2 separate regions of the Homo sapiens genome follow, and region 1 is linked to region 2. Evidence: read pairs that join two places in POLR2A ChIA-PET (ENCODE). Cell type or tissue: GM12878. All regions are shown on one strand. Each heading gives the region's core, and the rest is flanking DNA. Links, peaks and the distances in the headings are about the cores only. Region 1 overlaps ERC2 (ELKS/RAB6-interacting/CAST family member 2). Region 2 holds the start of ERC2-IT1 (ERC2 intronic transcript 1).

Region 1 (16,367 bases), core at 3,033-11,032, 100 kb before region 2:
ACATCGGCCAGGTCTGGATAGTTCAGCCTCTGGGAGGCAGGGTAGGGCCCAGCGGGCCATGTTTGCAGCCCAGCAAATGTTCCTGGAGCCTTGTTTTTTGTTCTGTTGCTGGGCCATTTGTTTTTATAGCTTATCGTTTCTGCAGGGGGGCTTTGAAAGGCTGCCATTGCTCCAGTGGACGTTTCCGGTGCGCCTCCATCAAGCCACATTTAATGAAAACCAGTTTAAGGTCTTCTTTCTCATAAAATGTCTCATTGTTGCTCCGGCAGCTCCTCTTTAGAATAATGAAGATGAACGCTTCCTCCGTGGGGTAGCACACAAAACCCCCAGCCGTAGGAGAGCTTTGCTCAGTCCCCAGGAAGTCTCAGAGACCAGGGGAGAAATAAAAAGCTAGTGCAGTTTCTATTAGGGAGGAGGAGAGGTGGGGGCTTAGGAACCCTCAGTGCTGCAAATATAGGGAATGAAGCTTGGGTTCCTCATCCTCTCTGAAGGAATTGTCAAATGAAAGAATTTTGCTACTAAAAGCGTTTTATAAGACCCTCAACAAACACTTGTGGTCCAAAGAAGGGAAGCAGCAGACGTAAGGTCACACAGCAGAGCTGGACTAGTTGGGGTAGAGCTGGGGAGACAAGCAGTTTTCCTGGGTCCCCATCCAGACCTCCTTCTGCTCCAGAGGACCCCCATGAGACAGGGCCAGGGGGCCTTCTTCAGGCTGTCAGGTCTAGCCCGGAGTTGAAGATGCCTGATGAGGATCTGGCTGGTCCACAATAGGGGCTGGGGAAGCAGCTGGTGGCCAGTTTCACAGACAGCAGGAGGTCTCCTCCAAATAAAAATCACAAGGATTTTAGATGCACTTGTTGAATGCCAGGCTGAAGTGACCTGTGGCCCCTACATTCCAGGGGTTACCAGCTGATGTGAATGCCTGTGGGTGAGATCTAGTCCTCCCAAAACATGCCACATGGGCAATGCCCTCCATAGCAGTTGTTTGAAAAGGACCTAGTGCTCGTCTCCCAACGATACATTAATTTTTCTCCTTTCAGATTAAATTTAAATAAATCATTTTGGAATTACTCTACTAATTGACTATTTGGTCAGTTGTTACAGGAGATGTAAATAGTGTGGCTTGATCTGGGTTTTTTGCAAATGAGACATGGCCTTTTCCCCTCTAAATGTGTCTACACAGTTACTCTTAATTTGCCCATTCATTGCCCCATGTGCCACACTTGCTCTCACTTAAGTCCCTATCTTCTGGGCTAGAAAACAAGGGCAGGGAAAAACCCCAGCCACACAGACATACGTGTGTCAGCAAGGAGCTAAGCATGGCCAAGGGCGGGGCTGGAGAGAAGGCATCCAAATTCTCTGTCTACCCCAGTTCTGACAATCAAAAGCTGGGTGTCCTTCGATGGGCCACTTGGCTTCTCTGGAACTCAGTTTTTCTACTTTAATAACGTGGGTGGCTTAGATGAGGGGTCCCAAATGTGCACTGTTCACATGGGTACCAGGCAGGCTTCTTAGGAGTAGAAGGCATGGTGGCAGGCAAACTGGGAGAGTTCCTGGGTCAACTAAAGAGACAGCCACCACCTCTCCCTCCAGCCAATGTTGTTTTTCAGAAATGGAGATCTCCAGCAGCCAGATCCTTCATTTCTCAAAAGAGAAACCCCAAACCTAGAGTTTTATGTGAACTACCAAATTCCTACATCTTGGCAACAAAATCAGATGTGTAAGACACCGTGCTATGCAGGTCAAACAAAATGCATCTGTTGATCTCTAAAGTAACTCCGGTTTTAAAACCCCATAATCCATACTTATTTATTACAGAAAAAGAGTGTGTATTAAACAGAGAACTGAATTTGGCTGCATAAGACAGGAGTTAGAGTCCTGGATTCACCACTGACTCAAAGAACCTATCACCTCGAGCATCTGATCTTTCTATGAAATGGTGTTTGCAATACCTGTCCTATGGTTCCACCAGTAGCCTGTGAGGACGAAATGAGGTCCCTCCTGCAAAAAAAAAGGCCTCTATGAAGGGTAGAATACCATGTCCTGGTTATTCTTATTATCCAGAAATTCTTCTCTTCACCACTGGGGACCCTGAGGCCTAAACCTGGAACTTAAGCAGCTGTCTCCCAGGCAGCTCTCCGAACACAAAATGCCTGAGACAATATGGAAACCAGATGCGGAGCAAATGCCGCCTTACCTTTTTTTTTTTTTTTTTTTTCCTGTGCTTTTGTACGTTTTCAAAGCCTTTCCACATTCATGGGCTCTGATATCAATAAACTCACAGCTGCTCTGCAAGGCTGTTATATCAGGTATTATTCTATTCCAGATGAGGAAACGGAGGCTCAGAGCTAAGAATGATTGGGTCAAGGTGCCAGAGAAAGTACATGGCACAAGATGGAAGCCCTGTGGCCTAGACTGCTGTCTGCTGGCAGTCCTCTCTGGGTGGTTGCCTGCTTTCAAAAGATGAACTTTCTAAATATAGGCTTAATGCACAGGGCCCTGTCCTCAGCGAGCTTTGCAGCAGCTGAAGCATCCTAGTACATGGTTTTGGTAGTGAGGATGGTAAAAACAGCAACAGCAGCTGCTTCTGGTCACCACCACCTCCTTTCTCTCTCTCTCTCTGCCCCCAACCCCCCTCCCCGACACACACAAGAGAGAGAGAGAGAGAGAGAGAGAGAGACAGAGAGAGAGAGAGAGGGGAAATACTATGTTAATAGGACACTTTTCTGTGGCTTCTTACTGCACATTGTCTGGACCATACTCTTTGACAGGACTTCCCACCTGGTCTAGCCTGGTCCTGTGCACCTTTGCCCTTTGCAACCTTCCCTGGGCTCATGCTCCCTCCCTCTCTGCTGAACCTTCTTGCAGTAATACTTGCCTCATTCCCTCCCTCTTTAAGGCCTTTGCACCACCTGTTTCCCCTCAGCTCAAGTGTCACTGCCTCCAGGAAGCCCTCCCTGAAGCCTCCATTCTTGGTCATATTCATCTCTCATAAAATCATGGTCCTTTCCTTCAAAGCCCTTATTCCCATTTGTGCTTGTATGTTTGGGTGTGTGATTATCTCACTTAGTTCCATCTCTTTCACTGAAATGTAAGCTGCTTGAGGGCAGGGCAATCAGCCCTTTGTATTCAATGTCACAACTCCAGCACCAGGGATGATGTGCAGTAACTATTTGTTGAACCAATGCATAAATAAATATGTGAATTAGGTAACATCTACCTCATGTAATTCTCTCCACACCCAATGAGATATTATGAATTGTTATTCATAATATGGATTCATAACAATGGATGTTATGAATTGTTCCTTGTTGCAGGGGATGGGGAGAAGACTGAGAGTCTGAGATGGTCAGTGGCTTGTCCAAGGTCACACAGCTAGTAAGAGATGGGGGAAGATTTGACTACAGGTCTGCCCGATTTCCAAATTTTCAAACAGATATAATTTAAGAAATAGGGGCCGGGCGCAGTGGCTCACGCCTATAATCCCAGCACTTTGGGAGGCCAAGGCGGGCAGATCACGAGGTCAGGAGATCGAGACCATCCTGGCTAACACGGTGAAACCCCATCTCTACTAAAAATACAAAAAATTAGCCGGGCGTGGTGGTGGGTGCCTGTAGTCCCAGCTACTCGGGAGGCTGAGGCAGAAGAATGGCGTGAACCTGGGAGGCAGATCTTGTAGTGAGCTGAGATCGCGCCACTGCACTCCAGCCTGGGTGACAAAGCAAGACTCCGTCTCAAAAAAAAAAAAAAAAGAAAGAAAGAAATAACATGATAAGCCTCTGTGTTAGCCATGGTTTTCCAGAGAAACAGAACCAACAGTATGTGTGTGTGTGTATATGTGTATAGATATACACACACATACATATATACACACATATATATACACATGAATATATACACACATACATACACACACATATATATATTATGGAGGGAGAGAGATTTATCTCAGGAAATTGGCTGCTGGGCACGGTGGCTCATGCCTGTAATCCCAGCACTTTGGGAGGCAGAGGCGGGTGGATCACCTGAGGTCAGGAGTTCGAGACCAGCCTGGTCAACATGGTGAAACCGCGTCTCTACTGAAAATACAAAAACTAGCCAGGCGTGGTTGTGGGTGCCTGTAATCCCAGCTACTCGGGAGGCTAAGCCAGGAGAATTGGTTGAACCCAGAAGATGGAGGTTGCAGTGAGTTTTCACGGTGCCACTGCACTCCAGCCTTGGAGACAGAGTGCGATTCCGTCTCAAAAAAACAAAAAACAAAAAACAAAAACAAAAACAAAAAGAAATTGGCTCACGTGTTTAGAGGTAAATCCAAAATCTGATGGGGTAGGCTGGCAGGCTGAAGACCCAGGGAAACATTTAAATTCAAAGGCAGTCCACTGGCAGGGTTCCTCCCTAGTCTCTGTTCAATGAAGGCCTCAACTGATTGGATGAAGCCCAGCACATTCTGGAGGGTAATCAGCTTTACTCAAAGTCCTCCGATTTAAATGCTAAACTCGTCCAAAAAAATATCCTCACAGAAACATCCAGAATAACGTTTGACCAACTATCTGGGCACTGTAGCCCAGTCAAGTTGACACATAAAATTAAACATCACAACTTCTGTATACCCATCACTCAGATTCAGCCATTATCAATGAAATTGCTACATTTGCTCCAGCTGGCCCCCTTCTTTTCTTTTTTTCTGTTGGTGAAGTGTTTTGAAACATACCCCAGGCCCTATATCCTTCTATCCCAACCTACTTTATAAGTCAAGCTATCCAACTGCAAGGCATGCCCATAGAACCCCGCACCTCTAAGAGCTAGCTCGGTCCTCAACTGTGAGAAACCTGGCCTCTCAGAGTGCAGAGAGGAGGCTTCCTGATGTGTAGGCCCAATCGGCATGCCCAAAAGGTGAGGTCTGATTTGTGAGACAATTTCCACAGTCTTAGAAAGAAGTTTCCTCTATGCCCCAGCCACGTCTGTTTATAACTTGACCTTGGCCAGGGGTGGGGTTGGGGGCAGGGAAAAAGACTTGCACGTTCCACTCCAGCAAAGCGCTCTCTGTTTTTCCATGGCCATACATTGTTTTCATTTTCATGTTGCACCCGCCTGCTCCCCATCCATTTATTGCTTTCTCCTCCTTCTCTTTTCCCTTCTTCCTCCCCCTCATTCTTCCTCCCTGGCTTTGAGGCGTCTGGACTTTTGCACACCAGAGAAAGAAACCTATTTAATCTACCATGTTTACAAGCTGCGTAAACAAGGTACAGTGAGTGAATCATGGAAAAAATGCACTTTATGTGAAAAAGTTCATTATATGACTTTGTTCTATTAAAACAGCCGGGTGTAACTAACCCCAACCAGAGAATTTGGAAAAAAGGAAAAAAAAAAAAGGAGAAAAGAAAGGAACCCCTGAAAATGCCCTGTTAGCATTTATATCTTACAATTTCACATTAGCATTCATATAATTTCTGCTGGTTTAAGAACATTTAAATGGAGTTCTCCTCTAGGGAGAAGATATAGGGACTCATTTTCTGTTGCTTTCTAATAATCTCTTCCTTAAAAATATATACATATATTTTTTAAAATTGTCCCAGTGGATTTAAGGAAATAGGGTTAAAAACCAACCGACTGAATTAGTTCTTTTCTTGAGTTGTTGAGTAATTGGTCATCATTCTTCTACCTTACTCTCATTTTGTTTGGGTCTTCTAACTTAATAATTTCTGTGTCGTTATTATTGTGGGGCTTCCAGATTTTTTTTTTTTTTTTTTTTTTTTTTTTGAGATGGAGTCTCATTCTGTCACCCAGGCTGGAGTGCAGTGGTGCAATCTCGGCTCACTGCAGCCTCCACCTCCCAGGTTCAAGTGATGCTCCTGCCTCAGCCTCCTGAGTAGCTTGGACTACAGGCACACACCACCATGCCCAGCTAATTTTTGTATTTTTAGTAGAGACGGGGTTTCATCATATTGGCCATGCTGGTCTTGAACTTCTGACCTTGTGATCCACCTGCCTCAGCCTCCCAAAGTGCTGGGATTACAGACATCAGCCACCACGTCAGGTCCAGATTTTTCTATTTTTCTTATGATGATAACAATAGCAAGTTATTAAAATGCACTGGCACTATGCTGAACACCCCACATTAAGAATTTTATTTAATCTTCACAAGAGCCCCATGAGAATATGGAGGTATTGTGGGGTTAAGGAACTGGCCCCAGTTCATGGTTAAGAAATGGTAGCACTGGCTGGGCACGGTGGCTCACCCCTGTAATCCCAGCACTTTGGGAGGCCGAGGCGGGCAGATCATGAGGTCAGGAGATCGAGACCATCCTGGCTAACATGGTGAAACCCTGTCTCTACTAAAAATACAAAAAATTAGCTGGGCGTAGTGGCGGGCACCGGTAGTCCCAGCTACTGGGGAGGCTGAGGCAGGAGAATGGCGTGAACCCGGGAGGTGGAGCTTGCCGTGAGTCAAGATCGCGCCACTGCTCTCCAGCCTGGGTGACAGAGTGAGACTCCGTCTCAAAAAAAAAAGAAATGGCAGCACTGAGGCTTAAGCCTCACAGCCAAGCATCGGCATCATTCAAGTCTAATTTTCTAAGTAAGAAAAGCCAATTGGAAACAATGACTATGTTAATAGTCATAGAACTAACTTTAGGACGTGGGAATATGAGTGACTTTTAGTTTCTTCTTCAAATTTTATTAAAATTTCCAAATTTTCCATAGTGAATTATGGAATAGTGCCTTTAGAACTGTTTCATGGAGGAAATAATGTAATCCTGCCTAGGCTTAACTAGGGAAAACAATGTCTTTTATGAAGTATCTAAATACATCTGAGAGGAAATAATACACATCTTTGCATAATTCTTTGCATATACTGAGGTAGAATGCGGTGTTCTAGGGTGTAGACGACCTGGACTATCTTACCATCCATGAAGGCAAGCGCTTTCCCTTTCCTGGGCCCCAGTTGTTCCATCTGTAAAGTGAGACTCATAGACTGAAATGGCTTTAAAAGGCTTTTTCATAAACTTCTTTGTTTATGAAAAAACCTCTTTGAGACCAAAGATGGCCTCTTTGTCACCAAATATTCAAAGATACTGCTTTATGGGAGCTGATGACATCCTTAACAAGTAGAAAGGCCTTTCAGGCATTTTCCGTCCTTCCATTTTGTCTGTTGCTTTCAAGACAGAGGTGCAGACGGGACCTGAAGGAGTGAGTAGCCAGGCTGAAGCCGGACTCCTAGGAACTCTGACAAGAGACACAGGCCTGTTTTTAGGAGACACCAAATGGATGATACCCTCTCCTGGGGTGTGGATGGTCTCAGGCTGCTGTGAATGGCCTTTTCCTCTTCTTCAGAAACAGCTTCAAAACCTTCCTTAATGACAAAACAAAGACATTTGCAAACTGCATGGTTCAGAGTCCTCTCTGCTGCTTCCCAGGGGGCTGGGTTCCCATGCATGTGTCCCTTCCCCCCTCCCCCCTTCCCCGTGCTGCAAGCTGCCCTTGTTTTAAACCAAGAGTTAGGGCTCAGCCTAGGGGCACTGTCAGCCTCATCTCAGAGCACCTGGGTTCTCAAGGCTGGCAAATATCTCTCTTCCCAGGCCCCAAGAGAGGATGCAGCTGCTCTGCCCGCTAAGCTTTCAGCTTACCCCAGCCTCTGGAAAGGAAGGAGGGGGCCTTGGGCTGCCTGTGAGGTGGGGCCCAAAGCCAGCCCAGAGCCCTGGCTCTCAGACAGAAACTTCACCAGCGATTCTGAGGATCCCATTTCCCACCACCACGCCCAGCCACCTTGGGGAAGTCAGCACCGAGAGCAGTGGAAACAAAATCAAAATGCAGGCACAAATAAGATGAATAATCCTAATAATTTGAGACATGCCGCCCTTGCTAAAAGGACCATAAAGGGCATTTGTTTCTAATTAAACACCAAAACCCTAAACCTTTCAACTCTGCATCCACAACTACTGTAAATGTTTATGAAAAACGGGAAATTCTCGTTTAATTCAAACCATGCCAGAAATGCATTTTCGTTGTCTTGACCGGTGGAGAAACCCTATCGGCCCCAGCTTGAGCACATCTGAGCTTTAAATTGAGAAAGGCAACAGGCCTGCAAGTGAAGCTGAGTCCTGAGCAAGACCTGGGTGAGGAAACAGCATCTCCTCATCATGGCCAACTCTCAAATGACACCAGAGCAAATGCTTGGAGCGTCTTCCAGAAAGAGAAATGGGTACCAGGGCCGCTTGCAATGTTAGGGGGAGGGTCACAGACGTCTCAGAAATAAATTAGGCTGCCCAGCAAAATGGTTAAAAGCAGAAGTTGTAGAGTCACACAACTTGGTTGGATCAACCTCTTACCACTGGGGTGATGTGGGCAAAATAGTTAAACTTTCTGTCTTGGGTTCTTCAAGAATCATTGCCACAGTTAAGTGAGATGAAGCCTTTAGTGTGACGGCAAGTGAACCTGCAAGGCCCCTGCCTTCATGAAGCTGACGGGCCAGGCAGAGAAGCAGATTAATCAGCAACCTGTGCTCAGCTCTAGAGTGTCTCCAGGTAGCTTTTCCAGTGCCCTCTCTACCTGTGGAGTTGCTGAAATCCGCGCTGCTCGCTCAGAAAACGGGTCACCGAGGAAAGATTTCAGCAGGAAAGAGCAGCCCATTCAATAATTCCAAAGTGACTGTACCCAGGGACTTGAGGAACCTTAAATGCCTATCCCCCAAGCCCCACGACTGAGCTCACAGCACCCAGAGACCATCACAATGAAAAGTACACTGGGCTGTGGAAACTCCCGGGGCAGGAGGAAGCTCTGCCTCCTTAATCAGAGGATGGAAGCCCTCCCTTGGAAACAAACATTTCAATTTGGCTGAGAAGGACACAGCAGGGAAAAAGCCTCCAGGACTCACGTGACTGCATTTCCTAACTCTTCATCCAGCTTTAAAAATCAGGGGATTTCCTTTGCTAGTCTTTGGGGAGGAGGGTTAGGACCTAAAATCTAGGCCTGAGTACCCTTTCTCTCACTGCATGGATATTTCCACTCTAACAATGTCAACAGCAGCCTTTCAAAAGCAAAGAGCTACAGCCTCTCAGTGCCCCACATGGAGTCACGTTACTGCCTGCTAGGCACGGGGTTTTGCTCCACAGCCCCCATTCACCTTACTTCCAGGAAGACAGACCAAGTTCCCACCTCCTCCACTTTCTGTCCAGAAGCTCCCACCACCCCCATAAGCTCCAGACATAGAGCATATGACTCAACTTGGCCAATCACAGCATCACATTCTCTGGCCTGCAGTGATTCAATCAAATCCAGTGAGAGGAGCTGAGAATTTTGCTGAACTACTGCAGGAAAGGCACCTGCTCTTTGCTTGTGGATCTGAATCTGGAAGGATGATGGCTGGCAGCCATTTGCTACCAACAGAGCCTGAGGAGGTAACCAACACACGCAGGACAGGAGAGACTCAGGGTGGAGACAAATAGCTCCTGACCACATCATCTGAGCCCCTGGGACCCACCATGCATGAAGGCGGGTCTCAATCTTCTAATTCCACAAGCCAATAAATCTTCTCATTTGCTTAAGTGATTTTGAGCTGGTTTTTCTTTTTGCTTGCAAATGAAAGAGTTGAAAAAGGGAAGAGCTGAATAGGGGATAGAGAAGAGGCAAAGGCTATGAGTAAGATCAAACAATTATTTACTGCAAGTCTACTACATGCCTGGCACTGCACTCTGTTCACTATGGGATACCAGACACACACATAGACCCAGAGTTTACAATCTTTTAGGAGAGATGAGACATGAGTTTGAGTGACTGTAATATAAAGAAAAAATATGACAAATGCTGTGAGCAGGGAATAAAAAGTTCTGCTGACACACAAGGAGTGAGAGCCTTCTTCTGGCTTTAGGCCAGGAAAAGGATTCATGGAGATGGCTCGTAGCACTGCTTTGAAGAGGGCTGGAATTTGACAAGCAGAATTTGGGGTGGAAAGTGGCAGATGGCCCCCCCAGTGGAGGGGACAGTGTGAGCAAAGGTGAGAGAGACATGTTCTAGAATGGCAGACATCGTGTTGACAGACAAGCACCAGGGGAAACAAAGGGCAGACATCAGGAATTCTGCAGGGTCCTGGCCAGGGCCCTCCCTTCCTCTCAGGGAACCTCAAATGTCTTTGTCTCTATACTGCAGCCATATTCTGGCTGAAGTTCTGTCATCTTGGGTTGCTGAGGGAAGGGTTTTCTACAACAGATATCAGCCTGCAAAGGATTCTAGCTTTTGCTTCTCCTGGCCACCCCTTGGGGGAATCCTTTATATATTAAGTAGTTGCCATGTGAGATCTACTGCCACTCAAAGTTAAACAGCTCAGTTGGCACTCTCCAAAGTCTGCTTCCAGCATAAACCCATGCCACATGGGCAAAAATCCATTTGGGAAAAGACTGGGAGGAGCACTCCAGTCAAAACCTTACATGGTCTGATCCCTGCCAACCTCTTCTCACTCCATGGCCCCCTCTGCTTTCTGCATTCCCTATGGCTTCCAGCCACAGGACCTTTGCACATGCTGTTCTCTCTGTCTGGAACACCACCCTTTTACCTAAGCAACTCCAACTTATCTCTTAGATCACAACTCAATTGCCACTTCATCATAGAAGCCTTTGCTCGTGGCCCTCCAGGGCTCAAGGCCTCCCAGTACAGGAGTTAAAGACAAGGGTTCCAGAGTCAGAATGCCTGCGTTGAAATTCTGGCTCCAGTGCTTACTAGTTTTATGACCTTTCTGTGCCTCTGTTTTCTGATCTGTAATATTGGCTAATTAACGGAGAGGCTTGATAATGGCAATAGTGTTGGCAGATAACACTGAATGAACATGAGCTACCATCATATGATTTCAGAGCAACTTGTCCTGCCTCTCTGCCTAGTCACAGTTGCAAGTTAATGCATTCATGTGATCCTTTGATTAACGTCTGTCTTTGCCAATTGACTAAATGCCCTACTATTAATAGGTAGAACAATGTCTGGTTTTGCCCACCTCTAGCACTTAGTATCCTGCCTGGCACGTAATAGATGGCTTAAAAATATTTCAGAAATGCAGGTATGAATAAAAGAACCCAGAGTGGGGAAAATAAGGTCCCAAATATTCTTATATTTGCAGAAACCCTGACCTCAAAACGTCACTCCAAATAACCAAGGAGCAAGACCTCAAAAGTTGCAAACATCTGTGGTTTCAAAGATGAATAAAACAAGTTCCAAAAGATGCTCCAGCCACTGAATTCCTCTTTAGCAATTCATTTCCTGAAAAGTGGACATGAGGCTGGAGTAAATGTGGCCAGCCAACCAGATGCAATGCTCTGAAGTTAACAGAAGTTTGTCTGATGTGCATCAAATGACTATAATTCCTTTTCTAGTATCCCTAACAGTTACAGAGAGGTTTCTGTGAGTGTGGCCTTTGGCCCAGATTTTAAATAATATTATGCTTTGCTGCAATGCTGTTTTCTGAGAGTTTACATCTTTGGGGTATGTTTTTAATATGCGCCTCATAATGGGCCAAATTCTCCTCTGAGATCCAAGCTAGATCTCCCAAGTACAGACTATGTTATAGATCTAGGGGTAAACAGTGGTTTCCATGTCAAACTTTTGATCCATCATTATTCTGTGATCCTCCAGGAAGAAGGGCTCAGATGCAGATGACCAAAAGTGGGTACAGTTTGCAGGGAGGCATTAGTATTTCCCTTTGCAAAACATGTTAGTCCCACAGCAAGGTCTGGAGACACAGTTGGGCAGGCTGAGAGAGCAGGAGACCCAGATGCTGGAGCCCTCACCTTGGGATTTACCAAGGCATGTGGCTCCAACTGGGTATTGGTTTTCCCTGGAGCAGGGCATGGCCTTTTAACCAGTTTTCCCTTTTTCATGCTCCCTTAAACCAGTCCAGCATCTCCCTATGGGCCTGGACCACAGAGATGCCTTTCTTCCTGACTCCTGAGCCTTCTGAAAGTTTTTCCACATTTTTCTCCTTCCAAGAAAGCAATGGTTCTCCAACTCAGAGGTTCTGATTTCAGGAAGCATCTGTGGAGTGTAGCTCTGAGAAGAAAGCACCCAAAGTGGTGAAGAGTAGTGTGTGCATGCACTTAAGGCCCATGCCCTCCTAGGGCAGGACTGAAGCCATAGCTCCAGGTGCCTGTAAAATCCAGAACTCACAACCTCAGGGTTCCTACCTCTCTACCTCATTTTAGGTCTCAATAGCTATCTGTTTAGCAACTAAGTTGTTGGTTTCCACCATGCTACAAATCAAATTAGTGACATCAGACAACACATGTGTCCCCAAGAGACCTGGCCCATGAAGTAAGACTGGAAGTCCCCAATGGATGGGGCCTGGGCACTGTGCTGGGCTAGACTGTCAGGGGTGCAACCTAGATCCCTGCAAAACTCCCCATGGAGCGGCCTCAGAGGACAACACCCTCAGTCTATCCATCAATGTCCTCCTTGCCTTTGGCCTCTCTCCACTGGAGATGTGAACAAAGAGAGAACAAGAGAGATTAATTTCTTTTTAATCCTTCCTTTCTAGCAAGGGCTTGACCTCAGGCTTTGGCCTGTTTCAGCTTCTCCCCAGGCAAGACCATATTTCACGCTGAATCATCAGTTTCTGGGGAAACAGAGCGCTAGCCCACAGCGTACGGATGGCCATGCTATCTTGAAGGAGCCCACAGGGGCTGCTCAGACATTATCTCATCCATCCCTACCCTTGGAGCAAGGTGGGAGCAAGGAGCCGTTATCTTGGTTGGGCTGCTGAAGGAACTTTAGCCCAGAGACAAGGTACTTCTCCGGAGTAGTGCAGTACCAGGCCCTTCCTAGCTCCAGGAAAACCCTCAGCAGCCCCTTGCTTCTTGGGCCAGAGGAAAGCATGGTGGTGAGGAACCCTGCAGACCTTGACTACTCAGCTCTGCCACTATGTCTCAAGAGCAGCCATAGGTCAGTGAACAGGTGTGGCTGTGTTCCAATAAAACTTTACTTAAAAAAACAGGCAGTGGGCTGACATTGGCTCACAGGCCACATTTTGCTGAACTTTGCCCCTAGTATAAGGCTATTTCTTGCTCAAGAAATGATCTTAGAATGTCAGGTTGGAGCAAGGTTTCTCAACTGCAGTACTATTGACATTTTAAGCCTGATAATTGTTGTAGGGGTCTGTCCCATGCACCTTGGTCTCCTGGAGCCCTAAGCTGCCATGTAAGAAATTGCACTACCCAGAGAGAAACCACAGGAGAGGCTCTGAGAGTACATGGAGAAGAGGGTCCCAGAGGTGCCCAGCCTGCAGCTGACCCCACCAAGGCCCTTGGCATGTGACTACAGCCATCTTGGATGCTCCAACCCAGGACAGCCACCAGCTAAGTATCACTGAGGGACCACACTCCGTGTCCACATGGAGTCAAACTTCCCAGCTTAGTGCTGATGGAATTCCTGACCCATAAAATTCTGATATGTAAGAAAATGGTTGTTTAAGCCACCAAGTTTTGGGGGCATTTGTTATACAACAAGAGGTAACTGGATACATTTCAGCGAAGAATGAGAAAAATCTGTCATTTAGCCAAAAATCTTACCAACCTAGGTTAGAAATCTGATCAAAGGGGAACTAAATGATCAGAAACCCACTGTGGTGGCAGAATATTAGGTCACTGTCTTGGCAGATTATTGGCCCAGTAAGCCCCTAATATTCCTTTAGTGAGTACACGGAACCTCTTCTCCCAACAAGACTCGGCCTTTTTGGGGAGGGCCCTCCACACCTCCTCTTCATGGCTTGGGAAACCTGAAAGACTGGCTCATCAATATATCGATGGCCAAAGGCAAACATGGCTTCACCAGTTCAGGCAGAAGCTTTAGATGATGTCGGCACAGTCACAGCAGAAAGCTCACCAAACTACTGCTGCTTTTCTTTAAAAAAAAAAAAAAATTAAGAGCAAGAAGAAAAACTTTGGGCTAGAAATCAGACATCTTGGGATTTCTATCACCATGGAAGATGACAAGCTATATGACCTTTGGCAAATTTCTTTACTTCCCTGGTTTTTCATTTTTTCCGTGTGTCCATTATGGCTTTGGACAAGCTCAGAGGTTTTCATATCTACTTTTTGGAAGCCCACAGAAACCCCTCAGAGGCTGTGGGTGCATTTCTGTGGGTTAGAGGGTAGGTAAGAGGGAAGACTTGGCAAACGGGGCTCCAAGTCCTCTAGCTTCATTTCACTCAAAGGCATTTATGGGCATTTGTCAGAACTTAATTTGAAACTGAAAGCTAAACCATGCCTGCACATCACTGGTCTTCACAGTTTGTAAGGTCCTTCTAGAATCCTCATCCCTAAATTCTCTGCCCCTAATTTTGATGGGGAATGAATGTGGCATTTTTGTGTATCTATTTTCCCCACTGCCCTTTTCAGAAAGGTAGGCATGGTGGGCTACTCGCTTTTTTTCTTGCCCTGTATCCATCCTCCCTTCTAATAATAGCACCCCCAATTTACTCTGGGAAACTATCCAAGGTCTACTCTCAGTCCATGACCCATCTGAGTGGGAGCATGTGAGCAGACCTGGTCTATTAAAATGCAGCATCCCCTTGGCCATGCCATATTATTAAGTCATGAATGGGCACAGAACCTAAGCCAGCCCAATGAGAGTCTGCCCTGAATTTTCACTGGAACCATCATAAAAGTGGCTATCTCTTTGTGGAATTGTAGAATGCTAGCCTGGAGTTGACAGAAGCCATCCTGCCACCTCAATGTGAAAGGCAGTTTAAGAATGAATCCCACCTAAAGGAGTGGAAAGCCAAGTGAAGAAGAAAATACAGCATCTTGATAGCATCGCCTGGGCTGCTGGATTGAGCTATACCTCAAGGCAATAGGTCCTTGGATTTTCTAGTTCTTTAAGCTGAAAAATTCTCCCGCTGCCTTCTTTTTCTTTTTTGAGACGGAGTTTTGCTCTCGTTTCCCAGGCTGGAGTGCAATGGTGTGATCCCTGCTCACTGCAACCTCCACCTTCCTGGGTTCAAGCGATTCTCTTGCCTCAGCCTCCCGAGTAGCTGGGATTACAGTTGCCCGCCACCATGCCCAGCTAATTTTTGTATTTTTAGTAGAGACGGGGTTTCACCATGTTGGCCAGGCTGGTCTCAAACCCCTGATCTCAGGTGTTCCAACTCCCTAGGCCTCCCAAAGTGCTGGGATTACAGGCATGAGCCACTGTGCCTGGCCCGCTGCCTTCTTTTTTAATTAAGCTAATTTGAGTTGAGTATTTGTCACTTGAAACTAAGTATCTTAGCTAATAGAAGAAGTAAATACAGTTTAATTGAGTCTGGGATGCCATATAAGAAAAGTCCAAGTGTTTTGCATACTCTGCTTGCAAAGAAAACAACCTCCCAGGTTGGTGGCCTGAGGGTTTGTGCAACACCAAAGAACACCAAGCTCAGCCAGCCCAATTGCCCTCCCATCCCTTTTCTTTTTTTTTCATTTCTTTCCAGCTGCACGGTCTTTTATGGAGCCCATCTTTCTAAGACATTCAAAATGACATGCTATTGGAAGACATTTCTGTCCATGCTAATACCTGTGTTTAAATTTTTTTGTTGTTGTTTAAAAAAAAAGATCATGATATGATAGCAAATGAATGTTGGCAAATTGCCAACTGACAGGTGTAAAATTTTATGAACATGCACATTCCAAAGGAATGTGGAAATAAGCCATCCACTGTAGTCCAGTTTGGCAGAAATATTACAAAAATATAAGTTTGGCATATATTGTAATTCATTTAAAGATGCTTAAAAACCCATCCATCAACCTTGCACAGAAGGTCAAAGAAACACATGAATCCCAAATAAACAGCAACTGATGTACAAGGAAAAGGCCTGAATATCAGCTCCAGATACCAGAGAGACTGTACACATATGAAGAGGATGAAGGTGCTGTTTGGAAGGCTGAGCTTCTAAAACCTTCATTGGTGTTTAAAAAGAAATAATAATCATTTCTTAGCAGTAAGTAAGGTGGACTGTTGCCCTCTGCGTGGCCATCAGAATTCTGCTCCTCTGGGAGAATTTTGCTGAAGAATTGGTGAGTATGCATCCTGAGTGTCTTTCCTTTTTTTTTTTTTTTTTTACTTCAAGGACCATATCTGCAATAATCAATTGCTCTCACGTATTTGGTACCTGGACACTCTTCACTTTGTCACAAGCATGAAGAAACTAACTTACTTCTTCCCAGCCCCAGGATGGGCTCCCAACTGGGACTTGGCCAGTGTGATTACTCAACCTCTGGTCACAGTGATGGGTTCAAGGTTGGGTAAGTGCTCCATTTGAGTCTTCCATGAGATCTGATAAGAGAACACTGAGAGAGAGAGACAGAGACAGTGACAGAGGATCCCTTCAGAATCCAAAGCAGAAAGGGCCACGGAACGTG
Region 2 (16,367 bases), core at 5,611-13,610:
GAATTTTTTTTTTTTTTTTTTTTGAGAGAGAGGCTCACTCTGTCTCCCAGGCTGGAGTGCAGTGGTGCAATCTTGGCTCACTGCAACCTCTGCCTCCCAGGTTCAAGCAATTCTCCTGCCTCAGCCTCCCGAGTAGCTGGGACTACAGGCGCGCACCACCAGGTCTGGCTAATTTTTGTATTTTCTACTAGAGATGGGGTTTCACCATATTGGACAGGCTGGTTTCAAACTCCTGACCTCATGATCCATCCGCCTTGGCCTCCCAAAGTGCTGGGATTACAGGTGTGAGCCACCGCACCTGGCCAATAATTTTTTAAAATAATGCCTTTGTCCCAATCCAATGTATGCGTTTTATACATAAAGAAGTGCAGGTGCAGGGTGAAGAAGATGAGACTCTCTCGAGGCCACACAGTCAGTGAGGAGCTATGCTGAACCTGAATGCTAGCTCTGGTGAACAGCTCTTTGCCCTCCTCCTCATTTCCCCATGGAGCCAGGGCACCCCCGTCATGTGCCAGTGCTCCTTGGAATAGGTGGTGACAATGCTGACACTTCTGTCAAGCAGAAGTCATTCAAGGTGACTGCCTTTTAACACACTTCTAAAAACAAACTGTAAAAGCCTCTCTGAAATGTCTGATGGGGAACGGATTTTTAAATCCACGTCGCTGGAAGACATGCAGGTGGGCCAGGAGGCAGAGGGGCCGGCAGGGAGGGGCACAAGGCTCTGGGTCCCAGGTCCTGAATCCCGGCTCAGCCCTTCCACTGCCCTTGCTGGCCATGTGCCTCCAACCCTCCAAGCCTGATTCCTCACTGTGAAACAGAGGATTGTGTTGTCTTTTGGTCCTGGCTATTTATGACTGGAAAGAGAAAGGCTTGTCAGAATTCAGGTTGACTACTTGGCATTTGAGAGAGCCCCACATCCACCACTGAAACGCCCACCCCACCACGGTGATTGTCATGCTTCTCTGCCTCCTTATTCATAGAGCGTTCCCTGCAAAAAGAGTCCTCGCAAGGCTCCCCAGTTCTCCTAGAACATTCAGTCTACTGACTCTCACTTAAGGCTCAGTGCACACTGGATACCACCCACCTCTCCAATTTCATCTACCATCTCTCCCCCCATCTCACTTGATGATCACCACCCTGGCCTGCTTCATGCTGGCTCCTTCTCATCCGAGGGTCACCTTCTCACATCAGCCCTTCAAACTATTTCGTCTGAGGCAACATCCTCCCCTCTTGGTCTCTTCCCCTTCATTTCCTTCTTTGTACTTACCACTGTCTAAAATCATCTTACTTATTTGTTCATTTATCTGCTTAATTTCTGACTCTCCCTGAGAGAAGGTAATCTATGAGGGCAGAGTATTGTTTATTGCTTCATATTTACTGCTTGTTTACCTGGCACAAAGACTGGCAAAAAGTAGGTGCTTATTAAACTTCAATTAAATGAATGAAGAAATTCTCTTCCAGAAAAAAAGCCTGCTTACCCCTTCAAAGTCCATGTCAAATAAAGCCTTCTATGAATCACCTAGGCAAAATTGAAAAGCCACCTTTTTTGTATTCCTACGGCCTTTGTGTCTGCCTCTCATAGGGTGTTTTTTTTTTCTTTTTTTTTTTAGATGGAGTCTCTGGCTCTGTCACCTGGGCTGGAGTGCGGTGGCGCGATCTCAGCTCACTGCAACCTTCACCTCCCGGGTTCAACCAATTCTCCCTGCCTCAGCCTCCCAAGTAGCTGGGATTACAGGCATCCGCCATCACACCCAGCTAATTTTTTTTTTTTTTTTTTTTTTTTGTAGTAGACACAGAGTTTCACCATGTTGGCCAGGCTGGTCACAAATTCCTGACCTCATGTGATCCTCCCACCTCAGGCTCCCAAAGTACTGGGATTACAGGCGTGAGCCACTGCACCTGGCCTGCCTCTCATAGGATGTTATATGCCAGTCTGCCCTCACTGCTGTGAGGGCAGGGACCTGTGCATGTCATTCTGCAAGTCCACAGCCTCCGCCAGAGGCTAGCCCTCTGTAGGTCTTCCACAGTGCTTAGAGAATTAAGGAATTGCTCGTCTAGAACCAAACTCTCTCTGGACTCATACAATCAGGGCTTTGTTTGCTCTCCAGGAAAGTTCAGCCATAAGAGTTTTAAAGCTTACATTAAATTGTCTACATCTTCCTGTCCATGGGCCTTCCCCAAGAGAAACATCATCTGGAAGCCATGTGATCGAGCGGACACTGATTTTGTGTAAGCCCCACATCCTGGGTTCTAGTCTCAGGCTTCAGCTGGGGGATCTTGAACTGGGTCTTTCGCTTCTCTGAACCTTTATCTCTTTAGTTTATGAAAGAGATTGAAAAACCTCTGAAGACTGCCCCACCCAGCCCTTACTGGTTTTGAATATGTGGCTCAGTCTTTCATATTCTCCCTCTAGCAGTCCATACATGTGGTTTGATAAGGAGTAAGTCTACTAGGTATAGCCAAACAAGTATTTTGTCAATGAAATCTTACCCTCAGAGAAACAGGGGATCATCCATTATTCTCTGATTGGTGTTTTTAATTAGACTCATTCTGCCACACACAGGCTTATACCAAATGAGGGGATTTTTATATCTGTTAAAGGTCCAAGGCTTTTCACAGATTGCAAAAAAGGCAAAATCCCAGCAGCTCGGAATGCTGTTGCATTTCATTTTACCCAGCCTTGTAGATTAGCTCCAAAGCCTGCTTGGTCAGCAAACATTTCTGCTGTCCCAGAAAAGCTCTTCAGTTCTTCCCAATCCCTATCAAGACTGTGCCACCACAGCAATGAGGAGCGGGATAAGCCATTTTCCTTTCCTGCGAACATTTCTGGGCTCTGAGGCCTGCCTTTTTTCAGATTCTGTGGGCCTTTGCTAATTTGTGTGACAGCTTAAATGTAAATAGGACACATCTGCATGGGTTAAAAAAATAGCTGCTCGTTGTAAAGGGCAGTGCACTGTGTTTATTTATCATCTACAACTGGAAAGCAGGTTCTGTTTCTAGTCTGTAATAGCTGATGGTTTGCGACAACCTGAGGCATTCTGGAACAGTTTTAGTTGACTATTGACTTTTGACATTAGTCTACATTCATTTTATTTTATTTTTTTTCCCCCAACTACTTGGCTGGGAGAAGAGAGTGAGCACCTATAAAGGTGGACATTTACAGACCAGGTCCTTGAGGCACACACACCTGACCAGATGCCTGCTGTCTGCTGGTGATCACATACCTCTTCCTAACTCTACTAACCACTATTTGCTGGGCAGGTACTTCATGCCAGGTAAGGGCTTCATATGCATTCTCTCTTTTGCTCCTGTCAACCACCCAAAGAAGTGCACGTTGGCCGGGTGAGGTGGCTCATGCCTGTAATCCCAGCACTTTGGGAGGCCGAGGCAGGTGGATCATAAGGTCATGAGTTCGAGACCAACCTGGCCAACATAGTGAAACCCCATCTCTCTTAAAAATATAAAAAAAGTAGCTGGGCGTGATGGCAGGTGCCTGTAATCTCCTGAGGCAGGAGAATCGTTTGAACCCGGGAGGCAGAGGTCGAAGTGAGCCAAGATCACGCCATTGCCCTCCAGCCCGGGCGACAATGCAAGACTCTGTCTCAAAAAAAAAAAAAAAAAAAAAAAACCAATACATGTTATTGTTCTGTTTTGAGAAATGTAGAAACTGAGGCACAGACAGTTGAGCGCACTGACTGTGTACTGAAAAGTATCAGAATTGGTGTCTGAGTTCATGGCTTAGATTATTCTTAACCATCTATATAGTATCTTTCAGAAGTCTCACACTCATCTACCAAGTTGGGCTGCCAGTCAAGGGACACACACAAGCCTCAAACTAAATCTTGGTGGTAGGTGAAGGAATTCATTCAAGAAAAATAACTCACATATAGAAGTGACATCTTTAGTTTTATTCAGACAGCCCAATATCTCTCTTGAATTTCATTACACCATACATATATATTTTATGTGTGTAAGTGCATATTCAAAATCATCATTTCTGTAATCACTTTTTTCATGAATTTTTCCATAGTTCACTTTAATTCTATTGCATTCAACAGGTAAGATAATAAAAGATTACTCTTACTTGCAATAGTGATCACAGCAACAACTGCAAACACCATAGGCTGGCAATTTGGAAAGCAATCTGAGAAGTCACCTCAAAAATTTTAACAAAGTATTATAATCTATCAAAAGAGCACCACAAAGCAATGACAGATTATACCGATGTGGAAAGAAGTCCACAATACACAAAGTGCAAAAGAGGGAGTTGTGGAATAATTTGTATAGAACAATCTCAAACCTGGTAAAAGTGTGTGTGTGTGTGTGTGTGTGTGTGTGTGTGTGTGTGTGTGTGTGTGTAAGCCTGGAAGAATCTCTGGAATGACAGAGTGCATAGATGTGGGGATGTTGCAGAAGGGACTTTCACTTTTCACTATATGCATCTTCTAGACTGTTTAACTTTTTATGCATATGCATTTTTAATTTAAAAAGTGATAAAAATGACATTTAAAAGTGTTCCCAGCCAGCTGTCCCAGGCAGTCCAAGTCACTATTGGTGCGCTCTCTATGGTGATTACTGCCATCAAGGCCATATTTGTTCCTCAGATCATCTACCTGCTGGCCCCAGCTCTTTCTTGGAATGCCCGCTCCATCTCATGGCTGGCTAAGCCAGCTAAACCATGCCCAGCTGATTTTGAGCTATCTAGTTCTCCCTCCTCTTCCTCCTCATTCCTGGTTACATATTGTCATGCCCTTGCTCTTTGCATCCAAGAAGGCCCAGATAGCTGGGAAAACAGTTTGCACTCCAGAAAAGGATGCTGAACTCAGCCTTCTTGATGAGGAAGGCTTGCCCCAACCCAGCTGGTAAAGAGGAGATCAAAAGAAACACACAGGTCTCAGCTCCTCAGCTAAGTCATCCTCCAAACTTGATTCCTCTTTCATTCCAGGCTGTCTAGCAGGGCCACCCATGCTAAGCATGAACACCAGCAAACTGTATCACCTCACATGCTCAGCATTTCAGAAGGTGCACTGTCTGTCCTATCAGCAGGACACAAATCCAGTGTTGGGTGGTAGCACCTGCCAATCAAATGGCTTTTCTGTGTGTACTTCTCCTGAGCTTTGAGGATGTGGTTTCCAGTCTGACTTTCTTGTTTCAGAGCTGAAGTTTCAAGCATGCATCTGGACAAAATATGCTTTCCATATAGGCCAACAATTTATTTATTTATTGCTTATGACATTGTACTTGGCAGCTAAGGAGATATAAAACAATTTGAACCACTCTGCAGAAAACGGTTGCAGAGTTGCCACTGGAGACTGCGGTGGAAGATAACAGAGGAGAATGGAGTCTCGCAGATCTTTCTGTAATTGACAGGCAGAGCCTCTAGAGGCAAGCGCGGCCAGCAGACATTCCTGCAAGGAGCTCACATCTCTTTCCAGCCTCAACTCCTGCTTTGGCACGAGAAGGAGACCGGAGGCATGTGTTGGAAGCCTCCTCTGACAGGACAGATGGAGCCAGTATGAGGACCTTTGCCATCCATCCCTAATTGCCAGGTTAGATGGATGTTTTGGACATTTATTAATGCAGTGGGTGGTGGTGACCTGCTTCCTTCCTCTGCCTGTCTCTCATTGACACTGTGGGTGCCCCTTCCATGGCCTGCTAGGCTCGACCATTTCAGTGTATGCAGCCCAACCTCTAACTGCCCATTCTTGCATGCCTTTGCCTGAGGGCTTCCCTGGCCTCTAAGGCTCACCCTATACAGGCCTGTGGCAGGTGAGGAGTGTGAGGGTATTGATGCCCCTTGGAGCAGCCCTCGGCCGATGACCGTCAGGAATGAAGACACACATATCACAGCTCCCTCACCCCTAAAGTGGGATGACTCAGGTTCCACACTAGCCTCCAGCATTCCACAGCAGGACTAAGCTGCAGTCACCAGTTGCCCACAGTGGTGGCTTGACAACTCCCCCTTTATTGGCTTGCCTTCCCATTGCCTTATTGATGTTTCCTGGGAACACATCCCCCAAGGACAGCTTGTACTACATCCTTGTCATGTAGTACAAAGAAGAGTCTGCTTCCAGGAACCCAAACTCAGAAAACTCCTACCTATTTCTGCCCAGCCCTTAGATTATGGATCAAAATTAGAGGAGCCCCAAGATTGTTTCCTGCACTTGGGCTGGTTGTTGGGCCTGCAGAGTGTTTAAAAGAATTGAAATAAGTTGCTATCATAAATAAATCTAGATTCTTGGATTCTATTGAAAAATGGCACAGATATGGCTATACTGAGCTTGCATTCCCTTATGGCATGTGGGGCTGAAGCTGACTTGTGATGCCCCTCTAACCAAGCCTCCCTGGCCCATTTCCCTCATTGACATTTCCAGACTGGACCCTATGGATAGTTGCTGGGTCAGCCAGGCCACCTATAAGGCCAGGTGCCTTCTTTCTCCAAGACTCCCTGCCTTCCTGAGGGTCTGAGTCACTGTATGGAACACTCAGGCCTAGATCATACATAGAAAAGTATGTGGATAGGGATGTGTGTTCATCCCAGGATGCAAAAATATCAGCAAGAAGAGAGCCACTAACAGCTAATGAGTGCAACCACGTCAGGTGCCCTGCTAAACCCTTTGCATTCTTTTCTTTTCCATTTTAGTCTTCTAGCCACTCTGGGAGGCAGATCCTATTATTTTCTTCATGTTTTATCTGAGGAAACTGAGCCTTAAAGAGTTGGAAAACTTATCCACTTAGCTAGTAATGAAGCTGGGACTCCAGTTTAAATTTGTGGTGTTCTTTCTGTCTGCAAAGCTGCTTGGCCCCTCTCATCCAGGGCACAGGTATATCCATGGAATGCACTTTATTTATTTATTTATTTATTTATTTTTCTGAGTTTTGATTTAAAGAATTTTTTTTAGAAGAAAAAGTCTCACTCTGTCACCCAGGCTGAAATGCAGTGGTGCAATCATAGCTCATGCAGCCTTGAACTCCTGGTCTCAAGTGATCTTCCTGCCTCAGCCTTCTGAGTAGCTTGGACTACAGGAGTACACCCCCACTTCCAACTATTTTTTTTGTTTTGTTTTTACTTTTTATTTTTTGTAGAGCTGGGAGTCTCACTATGTTGCCCAGGCTAGTCTTGAACTCCTGGCTCAAGTAATCCTCCCACCTTGGCCTCACAAAGCATTGGGATTAACAAGCATGAGCCACCATTCCTGGTGGAGAATGCACTTTACATGGTAGCTATGCCATCACCCAGGCCTGGCCTTGAGTCCGGGAGGCTCTGAAACCTTCCTTGTCAGGCCACAGAAGAAGTACATCTCCAAAAAGGCAGCCTCCAGAGTAGCCAGCTCCTGTCTCCTTAGCATTACAAAATAGAGACCTTGTGATTATCTTATAAGGAGAACTCTGAAAGATGTATAGACCAAAAGATTCATTAGCTTCTGACCAACTCAGTCTCTTCTTGTAGGAAGTCACAGGGGAAACCAAGTTAGACTCCGAAGGCCAGCTGAATTTACAATGATATGAAACTATCACTGCAGAACCTGGAATGTCCAACTGTGGCAAGCACAGTCCCCTTCCCATAGACACGGCCTCTAGGGAAGAAGAGGCCTAGAAATAATTTTAAAAGAGAGTAGAAGGGGTCACGATGAAGAGAAGAATGGCATCCTCAAAACTAGGGATGTTGGTTGAAGTAGTCATGTAAGGGCATCAGGCTAAGAGGCCCTGGGGAACTATTCCACAGCAGGATGGTGGCTTTGATGGAAAGAGTGACTGCTGGATTCCTGGCCCCACCTTCCCTCTCATCTCCCCCTAGAGATGGCCTGGCCACTGGGAAGCTCCGTGGCTATGACACCCATCTCCTGGATAGTGGTATGAAGGGCATCCCCAAGATCCTCCTCTTTCACTCCCCCGCTTTTGCCTCCATGGTTGGCTGACACCTCTCCTGACATACCCTTTTTCATTTTGTTTTTTTTTTTGCTGTCAATACATTCAGGCAGCTAGATCTAGCCTGGCTGGCTGGAAGCTGTCCTGGCTCTGTAAGGCAACTTGGCAGATCTCTACTCCGATCTATTCCATTTTGCTTTCTTGGGTGTACAGTCTTATTTCCCTTACTTCCAAGTCCTTGAGATGGGAGGAAGTAACCTCTTTTGCCTGCCAGTGTGTAGACGATAACTCACATCCTCTGTCACTATTATTACTATATTAGACATATTTCTTTTTTTCTTTCTTTTTTGAGACAGGGTCTCACTCTGTCGCCTAGGCTGGAATGCAGTGGCATGATCTCAACTCACTGGAATCTCTGCTTCCTGGGCTCAGGTAATTCTCCCACCTCAGCCTCCTAAGTAGCTGGGACTACAAGCACACACCACCATGCCCGGCTAATTTTTGTATTTTTTGAAAATAGAGAGAGGATTTTGCCATGTTTCCCAGGCTGGCCTTCAACTCCTAGGCTCAAGCAATCCTCCCACCTTGGCCTCGCAAAGTGTTGGGATTACAGGTGTAAGCCACCGCACCCACCCCTGGATGTATTTCTTAACTTCTCTGGTCTAGGTTTCTTTCCCTGTAAAGTGTAGATAACAATTTTTAATTAAAGGATGTGCTCAAAGGGTGAAATGAAATAATGTGTGTAAAGTGCTGAGGAGTGTCTGAAATGTCTAATAAATGGAATAATAACAATACTGGCAATGGCTGTGATTGTAGCACACCTCCTGTGCTCCCTGGAGCTCTGAGGTATAGCTCCCACCGTGGATCTTAACAAATGCTTGCTAAATTGACTTGAGCCAGGACTCAATAAGGGATGCAATTTCTATTCATCTGGCCTCAAACTGACTTATGGAAAAAGGCATTTATTAGTTCTTGTAACTAAATCATTCAGGACTAGTCTGGCTTTGGGCACAGGTGAATTCGGGATCTTAAATGATGTCTTCAGGGATCTGTCTCTGCCTCTCTCTCCATCATTCTTGTCTACTTTCCTTTTCCTTCTGACTTCATTTTCAGGTAGGGTTCTCTTCTCACTATGGCCCTGTCGCTCCCGGTACCCCAAATTTCATCACTCCAGCTTCTATTTCCATAGAGTAAACAGTTCTTTTTCCAAGCAATCTTAACTCAAAATTTCAGAACTGAGACTCATTGGTCTAGTTTGATTATGTGCCCATTTCTGAACCAATCACTGTGGCCTAAGGGATAGCTCCCTCTGAGTGACCAAGTCTAGGGAAAGTGAACTCTGATTGGCTGGCTTGAGTCATGTGCCCATATTGACATAGTGCTGGGTGAAGGGTAACTGTCCCAGAACTGCAAAAACTGAAAGGAATTCCCCAGAGAAACTTGGCCCCTGGTATCAAAAGATAGGGAGACAGACACTGGGCAGACCAAAGCAATGGATGGCTGTACACCATTAGCAGGCATTAAATGCATTTTGCACACTTGCTCATGAATATCTCCCTCTCCCTGTTGCAGAGCCACATAATCAGAAGACTGAAGGACCATTGCTGTGCAAGTGAATCTGAGTAGTTCTGACTTGCCAGCCTGTGACAGGGAAATAGCAGCCACAGATGTTTAACTAAGCAAGTACTACCAGGCCCCAGGCCCACAAGCTCTTCCCCAAGCCCAGTCCCAGCTGACAGGCAGGCGTGACAGGACATGTCAAGGCCAAGAGTCAGGACACCTGTCAAGATGTCACAGTGCCTCAGGACACGTGGGTTGGGCAGGTGACAGCTGCAGTGAACCTTCCCGAGGCCCACAGAGCAACCTGCATCTGCCACCTTCAACAGGCAAGGCATCTTTCTTCTCAGAAAACAAGGAAAGCAAGCAAGCATTTGAAACTGTATATCCTTTCCTGTTTCATTAAGGGGTTGGGCTTTGTTTTCCTGAAAGCTTTTGTTCTTCTGTCAGCATATTCAAAACAACCAAAAGGCGTTACCTGCTCTGAAATCCCTGAGATGCCTATCCTCAGAGGTGCTTTTGGCTGTCTTATGCAGCAGAAGGAAGATTTGCTTCCTAGCTGATTCTCCAGTCCTCAGGACATTCACAAATGGCAAATTATAAGCCCGTGTTGCCTCTGCTGACTGCAACTTGGGCCTGTCAGCCCAGAATAATATTTGCATGATGATTTGGCCAAATCAGGCCTGGCTGTCTGTCATCCTGGGCTCCCTTCTCTCCCTCCACCAGACGAACAAACCCCGTGGCCCCTCCTCCTCAGATAGCTCTGGAATCCCGCTGCTTTTCCCCATCCCTGATCTCCCCACCCTTCCTTTCTACCCCCTACCACCTCTCTCAGGTCCCAATAGTCTCTGTGCTCCACTCACTCCCCTCCATCAATTCTTGGCTCTTCCACCAGAGGGGTCCTTCTAAAGCACCCACATCCGTCCATGCCACTGCTCAGCCTTTTCTTTCAATGGTTTCCAAGTCCCCTTATAATTAAGTTCAATCTCTTCAAAAAACTAGCAGAAAGGCTTTCTGACCTCAGTCTCAACCGATAGCCTGTTTGCCTCCTATACTCCAGATGTATTTATGGACATAGGTAGGCTCCCAGATCAGATCTACATCATGACATCCCCTGGGGCTGGGCTATTCTCCTCTGCCGCCTCTGTACCTGGCCAACTCCTACTTATCCGTGAGGCCACAGCTCAAGGGTCACTACTTCTGGCTTCTGAATCTCGGTATGGCGTCTCTCCCATATTTGCTCTAGGCATCTAGTGCCTCCTCCACTACAGCACTTATTATACTATCCTGAAATTGCTTGCTTTTCTGTGCTTCCTTCATTAGCCTGGAGTAATGGAGCCTGGAAGATCTATGAGTATGGAACTCACCTTATTCATTACTGCATCATTAGCTTCTCATGCAAACCCCATCACATTATGGAAGCTCAGTTCATATTTGTTAAATGTCTGAACAATGTGAATGTTCATACTCAGACTTTCCATTGGCTGAATTTGAGGTCACAATTTCTGTACATGCAACTGAGAGCAAATTGGCACATCAACCCGCACCCCCACCTCCAGATAAAATGTAAGCAATAGCATTTGTTCCACCTGATATTCCTTTTGGCTCCTGATCTTTATGTCCAAGTTATAAAAATGTCTCCATCACAACTTCCACCCCTGGAATTGAGTGCCTGGTGCAGGGAAGGGGCACAATCTTTGACACAATCTAGAGCAAGTGAGACCTCCAAGGATTTGAAGAGAAATGTAAGAGTGTGCTCTGAGCTTTGGCTTGCAGAACCTGGGGGGTGGGGCGGGGGTGGCGTGGGAGTCTCCTATTTCCTTGACCATCCAAATTTGATTTTTTTTCTCCTTGCTCAGCACCTAGTGGTGTAGTATTCCAAGGGCATTAAAACAAGGTTAAAGGGCTTTATGTGATGAAAGGCATTCTTAGTTGTGAGTGTTTAGCAGGAGTTTAAATATCAGCAATTTTGTATATGGAAACATATTAGCTTCATATTTAATTGGGGTCGTGGTGCACTGTGAAGTACAGCACTTATGTGCACAGACTTGGGTATGATGTCCCACAGACATGGGTTTGAGTCCCAGCCCTGCCATTAATAAGCCATGTGACACCTGCCCAGGTAGCTAACCTCTGTGAGCCTCAATCAGGTCCCTCACCTATAAAACAGGGATAATAACAATAAAAGCATAAATCCTTGTAGGGCTGTTGTGAAGAACAAGGTAAGAAATGCACATAAAGTACCGTGCACAGCACCTAAAATGAGGTAAGCACCTAGAAAATGCAAGCTGGTCTTCTTCATATTATAACATTGGGCCCTTACCCTGCTCCAGTTGCTAGAAAGTAAAAAATGCACCAGCTTGTCCTGTGGGCCAAGTCTCACACACAGATGTTGGTTCAACTCGTCTGTGCATTAGTTTTCTACTGCTATCCTAACACATTACCACACACTTAGTGACTTTAAAAAATATCTATTTATTATCTCACAGTTCCGTAGGTCAGAATTTTGGCACAACACGGCTCAGTTCATTCTCTGCTGAGTTTCATGAGGCCAAAATCACCAGGTGTCAACAGGGCTGCAATCTTTTTTGCAGCTCTGAGGCTGAATTTACTTTCCAGCTCATTCAGGTCACTGGCAGAATTCAGCTCCGTCTGGTTGTGGGACTTTCCTGGCTGGCAGTTGGCTAAGCATCATTCTCAGCTTCTAGAGGCCACCTGCAATCCCTGGCTCATAGCCCCTTTCCTTTTATCACAGCCTCGTCTCTCCTCTCCTCCCCCTTGGGACCTCTCTGCCTCTTCTGCTGCCTAATCTCTCCCCTTCCCTCTTCCACTGCACCACTCTGACTCTTAGACTTTCTTTCTCGACTTTTAAGGGCTAATGTCATGACATTGGGTCCGTTTACATAATCCAGGATACTCTCTCTATTTTAAGATAAGCTGCAAAGTCCCTTCGTCCAGTACCTGGTTAGTGTTTGAATAAAGCATGGGCATCTTGGAAAGGCATCTTTAGATTCTGCCTATCACATCTTATTTGCTGCATTTTAAAATCTGAAACAAAACACATCTCAACACAGCACAGTCATTACGTGTTTAGTTTGGGCTATTTGTGGAGTTGGCTTAGCTGAGAAGAAAAACGTGAAAAGGTTATTTAAAAAAAAAAAGTGGGCCCACCTCCTTTCCTGGGAGACTAATGCTTTGTTAAATATGGACTTTTCAATCCATTTATCAGGGAAATTCCCTTAGATTTTCCCTTTTTCACTTTCTGTTTAATAAAGTCCATACCATTTTAGGGTATTTAAGAATTTAAATATTGCAAAGCTAAGGTTTTTATATATGAAGCTGAACTCCAGATTTCAAACTGTCAGCCAGCAGGGTCTGAACAGGGAGGACTCTTGGGGGCAATCCTGCATTAACACAAACAGGACAGCGTGGGCTGGGAAACTCAAGACTCAGATTGGAATGTATTTGCCAATTGGCAACCAATCCTGTTCTTATCAGCTTATCAGATTTATTTCATGTAGAAAATTAAAATTCTGGGTCTCTATTGTGCAGAAATACTTGCACATACGCCCAAAGGCATATACACAAAATTATTTACTGCAGTCTTGTTTGTGATAGCAAAACATGGCAAACTATCTAAATGCCCATTAACTGTGAGTGGCTAAAATAAACCTTGGCAGGGGAATTCCATGAAATACTTCTGTCGCTATTAGAAAATAAGGTAGGTCTATATATATTGAAACGGAAAGTTTACCAAGACATACTGTTAAGTGAAAAATGCAAATCACAGAAGAAGCTGAATAATATAATCTAATTTGTGTTAAATGAATTATGTGTGCATTATTTGTAAATGCAGACAAAGGACATATCTACCAATTAATTGGGGTCTATTGCTTCTGGGGAGAAGTGTAGAGTTGGGGGACAGAGTGAAGGAGACATTCAGGTTTTAAGTTGTCTACTTCAATATAGCTTAAATATTTTATAATGAGAATTGAGTCATGAATGTAGATTATTTTAAAGAATTGGGTGAAAAATACCATGTTAGACATATTACTAAGGGTAGGGGCATATAGGTTATCTATCAATGGGACTTGAAATATGATGTTATTTGATGTTTCAGAAATTAAGGCCGGCCAAACAGCTAAAATGACTAACCTCTGAGCAATTCAGCTTAAATTCCATGCTTATTCATTGCTACAGTAGAGCCAAGTCCTGATGAGACATGCTGAATGAGAGAGGGCTATTTAACTTCTAGTTTCTGGATGGCTGTGACCTTCCACAGACCTCGCACATAGAAGGTACTCAATAAATACTTGAATAATAAAACAAATGGCACTATTAAATTTGGGAAAAGTCTGGTATCTGCCTTTGATTAAATAAATCAAGCCTACTAAAATCACAGGAGACATATATACAAGATTCAACCCACTGTCAAGAATGGATGAACGGAAGGGAGATGGTTTCCATTACAGAATACAGGCAAGTAAGATTTGGAATTAGACAATCGTTCTTTACTTTCAAACAGAACCAAACAAAAAAATTCCCCAAAAAACAGACCTTAAAAACTAAATCCTAACCCTACACAGCCCCTGGAATAAAGCTTTTCCAATGTACCTGCCAGAGCAGCCAGTAGAGGAGAAAGGGGCTCGGAGGAGGAGGAACTTGCTGTCTGCAGCGCTGCCCCTTCATCAGTGAAGTGGGGCTAGAATCGATGATGGCTAAGCTCCCTTTCAGTGCCAACTTTCTGGCAATCTGTAAGTGGCCACTCTGGTTGCCCAGTATCCTCAAAGGAGCTAGAATCAGTTCTTTCAGCTTCAAAGAAACAGACCCTTGGGTTTGCATGTCAAATGTCATTGTAAACCTATGCCCCAGCCCCCACCTCGTCTGCAGATCACCTATCAGGGTTGAGCTGCAGGAGGAATTACAGTGGCCCCTTCCTTTCGGAGGGCAAGTTGGAAAGGGAGGCAGAATGTGGCAAAATGCCTTCTTCAAGGCCCTCAACATTAAACTTTGCATTGTTTTTAGCTCTTTAAAAAAATCTTTTTTTACTTTTATAGTTCTAAATTTACTTTGGATTTACCAATATTAACTAAGTGGCTAAGTAAATAAATATATAAAGCAAACATGAGTACCACACTGTCCCCCAGGACTCTAAGCCTAGGAATGCAAGGAACCCTGTTTCTAACCATGTACACACACTCTTTGCTGCTATTGGTTTGTCTCTGCCTATAGCCAAGTCACATTTTGCAGTGCGACTATTCTGTAAACTACGCGCTTGTTTGTAAATTGTACCAGATGCTCAGCCACTAACTCAGCCTTATACTTTCATCAGGTTTTTATGTCTTTATGATGTACATCTTTGCCACTCAAAGGGTGGTTCACACACCAGCAGCATTAACATTGCCTGGGAGAAGAGTTGCCAGATAAAATATAGGAAATTCAAATTTTACTGGATGTCAAGCCTTTTATTTTTTTCCCCCCTCTAAATCTGATAACCCTACCTGGGAGTCTGTTAGAAACGTAAAATCTCAGGCTCCACCCAGACCTAATGGAATCAGAATCTGTATTTAACAAGTTTATAGGTGGTTGCAAAATCGACTTGAGTCTACTTAATTCCTGTGATACAAACCTTCTAAGTTCCACTGGCAAATTCTGATCTCACTCTGCATCAAATGTAGATGAAAAGAGTAAGCTGTCAACAAGCTTGGTTTCTGTGTTTTCCCCATTTCGTCATACATTCTGTTCGCAAATGCGCACATTTTTCAACCTGGGCACAGAGGGCACCCCCACTTTCAACCACTCCTGAGCCCGAGCTCACGAACCGCCATCGCTGCAGAGGAGACGCCAGGCGGTGTTAATTGCTTGCTGGGTGGTGGGGAGGAGGGGCTGGGTTACCATCTCGCCTTTGATCAGGAGGTAGAAGTAATGGTTTTACTTACATCCTGCTTTGTCTCTGCACAGGCTGAGAGCCAAGGATCCATTTCAGGCTCTCTCTTTCTTCCTAGTATTCTGTTACTGCCTACATACCGCGGCCCAGAGCTTCAGGCGAGGTTGTGGGGAAACCAAACGCTCTTTGTGGTACACCCACATGACAGGCTTCAAAATGGAAACAATATTTAAGTTTAACCTGGAAGATCAAGTTTGCTCAAATCTCGCAACGCAGGGAGCTTTTGAAAACTTTAGCAGTAGGTCTGCATTTGATGGAGAGAGGCAAGCAGTGATGGAGAAATGAGGCCTTGTTAACAGACACTGAATCCCCACACGGGAGTCAACATTTCGCCTTATTCCTTATAAATAATGGGGATAATAATAACACACTGAGACAGAGCCTTGAAAGCTTCAAGGTGTCTTTACAGCCACATTCTTCTGCAGTCTGCAGAATAATTTTGGGAAGAGGGTGCGCGGTGAAGGTGTAGAAGGTAGCCGTCATCAGCCCCACAGGACAGAGAAGACACATAATCAAGTAAACTGATTTTAAAAGTCAAAAAAATCAAGACACTTTCCTCAAGTAGCACATTTCCTGACTCTTCAAGCAGCGCTCTTTCCACTGTTCTCAGGGTTCCATTATTTGGTTGCCCCAAGCTACTCAGATCTCAGCCATTCCGCAAGGAATTTCAGGGCTGGAAGAAACCTTTAAATGATTCATAGAATCTTGTTATGGATTGAGTTGTGCCCCCTCAGAATTCATGTGTTGAAATCCTAATCCCTAGTACTTGAGAATGTGACCTTATTTGAAAACAGGGTTGTTGCAGATCTCATTTGTTAAGATGAGGTCATCTTGGATCCTGATCTTAGGTGACTGTTGTCCTTATAAGAAGGGGAAATTTGGACACAAGGAGACACATGCACTCAACAACGCCGGGAGAAAATGAAGACAGAGATCAGAGTGATGCATCTACAAGCCAAGGAACACCAGAGATTGCCACCAAACCACCAGAAAC

Evidence for each region. ChIA-PET counts read pairs that join two places held together with the same protein. Peaks named below come from ENCODE experiments on the same cell type or tissue, not always from the same donor. Only the 100,000 strongest peaks of a DNase experiment are listed, where the experiment ranks them.
Region 1: POLR2A ChIA-PET joins it to region 2 with 5 read pairs; 3 of 35 experiments call an interaction of 5 or more read pairs at or near these places.

The regions. Positions count from the first base shown.
Region 1 is chr3:55,547,280-55,563,646 of GRCh38, forward strand. All of the region lies in intron 17 of ERC2 (ELKS/RAB6-interacting/CAST family member 2), which reads right to left. Among named protein-coding and RNA genes, the nearest start is that of ERC2-AS1, 52 kb to the right of the region's middle. RefSeq lists an enhancer at 8,168-8,669. In GM12878, for the core only: no CTCF peak of the experiment used is centred there; no DNase peak of the experiment used is centred there; H3K27me3 peaks cover 178 bases.
Region 2 is chr3:55,649,256-55,665,622 of GRCh38, forward strand. All of the region lies in intron 17 of ERC2 (ELKS/RAB6-interacting/CAST family member 2), which reads right to left. It overlaps ERC2-IT1 (ERC2 intronic transcript 1), which reads right to left and starts at 10,214. Exons shown (of 1, transcript NR_024615.1): 1 at 7,951-10,214. RefSeq lists enhancers at 9,369-9,568, 9,609-9,728, 15,254-15,754. In GM12878, for the core only: no CTCF peak of the experiment used is centred there; DNase peaks (open chromatin) are centred at 9,256, 9,586, 12,036, 12,479 and 1 weaker place; H3K4me3 peaks cover 974 bases; H3K27ac peaks cover 2,621 bases.